Regions from separate parts of the Homo sapiens genome. Here region 2 is linked to region 1. The links are chromatin loops, found by intact Hi-C in ENCODE. Cell type or tissue: GM12878. All regions are shown on one strand.

What was found. A loop is a pair of places that touch in the nucleus more often than their neighbours do. Peaks named below come from ENCODE experiments on the same cell type or tissue, not always from the same donor. Only the 100,000 strongest peaks of a DNase experiment are listed, where the experiment ranks them.
Region 2: it touches region 1 in a loop (5-fold over the local background); 1 of 110 quality-filtered maps calls a loop at or near these places.

The regions. Positions count from the first base shown.
Region 1 is chr2:50,142,964-50,145,463 of GRCh38, forward strand. The region is part of intron 18 of NRXN1 (neurexin 1); the gene reads right to left. Among named protein-coding and RNA genes, the nearest start is that of MIR8485, 550 kb to the right of the region's middle. In GM12878, a CTCF peak has its summit at 1,517 (motif pointing left); a DNase peak (open chromatin) is centred at 1,458; H3K4me3 peaks cover 398 bases; H3K27ac peaks cover 256 bases.
Region 2 is chr2:49,489,599-49,492,098 of GRCh38, forward strand. No RefSeq gene overlaps it. Among named protein-coding and RNA genes, the nearest start is that of FSHR, 340 kb to the left of the region's middle. In GM12878, a CTCF peak has its summit at 1,372 (motif pointing left); no DNase peak of the experiment used is centred here.

The DNA.
Region 1 (2,500 bases):
TAACAGAATTCCATGAAAAACTAAGAAAAAATAATATGACAAAATATATGTTTTATTTCCTTCTTTATGAGCCTGTTTGGTTAACATTTTATACCATGCAATGTTAGGTTGAGAACTAAACCAAGAAATATGAACACAGGAATGGAAAATAGAAAGAAGGAAAGAAGGAAAGGAGAGGAAGAGAAAGGTAGTAAGGAGGGAAGGAAGGAATGAAGAAAGAAAAATAAAAGAGAATGAGGAAATAAAGAAGAAAAATGTAATGCACCATGAAAAGGAGATACATATACAAATATGCAAAGGGACATGCAGAAAAGAAACATTGACCAATTAATCTCATTAATGGGTACAGCTCGAAAACTAATGTGCTTAAGTACAGAGGGAACAATTTAGGATAAATAATATGAAAGAACTTTATAGTTATGTAAGAACACTCAGGCAATGGATCATGCTATCGAGGGAATTTAGAGACACTCTTGGCTGGAAGACACTAATTTATTATGCGCTGATTTAAGTATAATTAAAATCAACCTAGATATTAAACAAGGGAAACGATATGTAACTTTTAGATATCCATTTATTACCTAAGGACAGAGAGAGCAGCAAATGTGCAAATGTTCTACAGCCAGATTAATCTTCCTTTAAAAAGCTCCCATTCATAATATCACTCCCTTTTGAAAATACTTTAATTGACTCTACATGATCCATCCAAATTCATAAGTGGAGTATTCAATATCCATAGTCTGGCTTTACCCTACTGTTTCAATCATGCCTCCCACTTCTTCTAGATGCTGGCCATCTACACTCATTAGGTTGATCTACTCCCCATACTTTAGGGTGCACAATGTTTGCCCAGCGTAATTGCTCAGTGATTTTTTAATGGATTTACTGATTAAGCTTCAAAGGCATTTCCAACTCCACAGAATGTATGCTAATTCTAACGTTACCCGTATAGAATACTAAAAAAAAATTTTAACATTCTCCAAAACTATGGCTATATTTTTCTCCTCTTCCATTTTCATCCTTAGGATGGTTTTCCAAAGTAAAACACTGGCCTGTGAAAGCTACTGAAATAATCTTGGTTTCTTCAGTAAGAAATAAATTATTCACTATCATCCCCACTCCAATGCAATCATAGCAGAATTATCTTTCAAATTATAGCCACATGGTTTCTGAAGACTAATGAAGAGGCTCAGCCCAGGAGACAGTTTTGGGATCCAAAAAATACCTTTCAGTTTCTGCTCTTTCTAATTCGGACAGTAGCAATGAGGCCACACTGATTCAACTGGTAAGCTTCCTTCATATTTTTCATTGTTGTTTTTTCCCTTAGTTTCAAGCCCTACCTGAGCCTTGCCCACGCTACCACCACTCTGTCTGAATTTTTGCACCTTTATTTCATCCAGGTTGATACTCACAGCCCCTGAGTTTTCCTGACTGTCTAAGACAACAGTCTAAAAGTGAAACCAGAAAGCTAGGGGGGAGAAACAGTGTCACACAAAAATTCTGGCAGATACTGCCACCTACAGGGATTATAAGGTCATCCCCAACTCAATCTCCTAAAAAATCACTCATTTATAATAGAGGGGGAAACTGGGCATATTTGAACTACACGGATAAAGAAGAAGCCAATTTCATCAAATGATAACCTTTGATTTAGTGTATGGAATAATTATATATGTATATATGTATGTATGTATATGCATATGTAAATCAATCATTAAACAGGGCCAATAAAAACAGGGCTGTAAGAAAGAAAATTAAAGGAGAAATATCAGGTTGTGCCAGTCGATAATTTCTGTTACTAGAAATTATTAAAAATCATATTGGACGAGTTGATTACCTATTTTTGGTTCTATATGCTCTTGAAAAGTTTATGTAACACTGTATACAACATGATAGAATATTTACCTATAACCAAGGTGTCTAGGGGTTGACATTTTTATCCTATAATATTTGAAACTTAAAATTATATTTTAGTTATTCACAAATAATTCATTAAAATTCATAAACTAAATGATAAACTATATCATTCCTGAAATAACTAATATAAATGTAGCTATTTAAAATATGAGATGCTGGCTATTTCTGTGATGATTTAATGCCATGTTAACAAATATAGAGAAGAAAATAGTATAAAAGCATATTTTTAGTATTTACTGTTTAAAAAACCTTTAGATCTATGATTTTTAAAAACTGCATTTGAAAATAATTACAAACATATAGAAAAGGTGCAAAAAAAGCACAAAACATCCCTTTACCCAAGTTCACCTATTACTAAAATTTAACACTAGGATTTTTCTCAATTTATTTAATTTTTTTCTCTCTCTGTCCACACAAATACACACACACACACAGAAATTGTTTTTTTTCCTGAACCATTTGATGGTGAATTACATACATCATGGCGCTTTACCTCTTAAATATTGTGTATTTCCTAATAATAATATCGTCTTACATAATCATAATGTTACCAACCAAATAATCTAATCTAAAAAGTAGATTA
Region 2 (2,500 bases), 650 kb before region 1:
AAGTCCAAGTCAATAATGATCAAAACAATATTAACAAAACTAATATAAAACAACAACAGTTATTTTATTAAGCAGTTATAAGTACCACACACATTATTAAAACCATTGCTTAGTTTATTGCACACTTATTACTGGGAGTATCCTCATTTCACAGGTGGAAAATTAAGGCTTAAAAAGGGTAAGCAACTTGTTGATGCACATACTGCTAGGATATTATCCAAATAAGCTTTAATTCTGGTAGTTTAACTCCAAAGTTCAAGTGAAGTGTATCAATGCCTGGTGCACAGTAGAAATTCAACTTACTAAATACTTTACTTACAAAAAGAAAGGATTATTAGTTGATCAACTCCCAACACTCAGTAAAACCTACACTGACCATGAAAATCTATCAAACCCCTGGAAACTTACTTAAGATCCACTGCTTCCTTGGATCTTCTTTTTTTACATGCATATTATTTGTGTTAATCTACATTTTTGCTATGTGTATAACCAGTTTTCCCATTTAGATAAGAATATCTTAAGAGCAGGCAATTTTTTTTTTTTTGCTTTTCCTCCAGTGTTTAGTTTAACTGTGTGCATGTTGTGAACACTCAGTAAATGCTGAGGACAAGATCTCCAAGGATGTCAGGATAACAGACTAAAGGTTCCCAGCACTCATCTCCTCCACAAACAAGGACCAAAACAGCAAGTATGTCATCACACATCAAATAGGGCATCTAAGAGAAAACAGGAATTCAGCAGGGAAGTGACAGGGGATCTCTGAGGCATAGGAGAGAAAAGCAAACCAGCCAAACTGGCTGGGATCAGTTCAGAGCCAGGAGAAACTACCCATTATAGGAAAAAAAGATAAGTGAGAGATTTCCAGCAGTCCACATTCCCACCTCAGCCTCCTGCAATCCTAGCCAAAGGAGAGCGTTTCAGTCCTTGTGGATGCTTAGATTAGTATAGAAAGCTGCCTGGAGTCCAAGCAACAGCATCGCTCCACATAGGGAGCTCACACTGAGTCCAATATACTCTGTGAGACCCAAGCAGCTGCAGCACAGTACCATTTTGAGAGCCCAGGCCCCAAAAGACAACATCCTGCTATGAGATTCAACAGTCTCTGCATCTCCACATTTTTGAACCTCTGCTAACATTTCTTCCACCCCTGCCACATCCACCCAGAGGGCGGCAATATTGCGACGCTAGATGGAGCCACTGGTGTGGCCAGGTCCCCAGCCTCTAGCCCATACAGTGTCCTATACCCCAGGGAACGAGTGGTGCAGCACACCAGGGATGCTCCCTCCTGAGACAATGGGAGTTAAAGGGATATCTCCCCAGAGCCTGAGAGCTGTTTCCCCAAGGCCACTACTCTGATAGTAGCCATGCTCCCTCTAGTGGTGGGGCTACTGTGCACCTGCATGCACCTTCAGTGGGTCTAGGGAATAGGTCTCTCTGGTCACTGTCCTGGGGGCCGAAGGACAGGCCAGCCCAGCCTTGCTCAGCCCTCTGCCACCCCTGTTAGCACCCCCTCTCACCATCTAGGGGCCCAAGGACAGGCCTGCTCCACCCACTGCCACTGTCACTGGTGCCTAAGTGCACCATTTAAGTGCCTAGGGATTTACCCACCCCACACATCACCTCCAGCACTCATGTAAAGCATATGAGGGTAGGCTTCCCAAGCCTGCTGCCACCAACCCACTCGCTAGGGCCTTGCCCACCAAGCCTGTTGCTACCAATGCTGATGCCTGAACATACCACATGGGGGCTTGAGAGTTGGCCAGCAGCTGCAACTAAACTGCCAATGCCACACATATATCTAGGAGCCAGAGAACCCACCTTCCCATCCAGCCTACTGCTGCAACTGCTAGCACCTCAGTAAGCTACTTAAAGGCCCAAGGACTGGCCCACTAGAAACTGCTACCATGAGTGCCCTTACCACCACTATTACCCTCACAAATGTGCCATTTAGAAGCCCAAGGGCCTGTCCACTCCACTCCTACTACCACTGGTCCTTGATGACCAGCTTGTCTGGCATACCTAGTCTCAAGCAAAGCCTCACACAGTCTCCACTACCAACTACAGCCCAGGCCACTGAGGGTCTCACGGACACCATTGATTCTGATTACAACCAAAAAGTTTACAGAAAGACTACATTGTTATGCCCCACCAGAATAAAAGACAAAGCACCCTACGCAACCAACACTGTAGGTACTTATACAGGAAAGTTTTTCCCCACAAGATCCAACCCATAAAATTGGAACAAGTGACTGTTACACCAAAAGCACAAATATCAATCAGTAACAAATCCTAACAAAATCTTTGAAATGCCTGAAAAAGAATTTAAAATAATGATATTTAAAAAGTCAGTGAGAAATAAGAGAATACAGATAAATAATACCAAAAAATATCAAGAAAAAAATCCATGGTTTGAATCAGAAATTCAACAAAGAGATAGATATAATAAAAAAGAGCCAAACAGAAATCCTGGAATTGAGGAATCCAATGAATAAAATAAAAA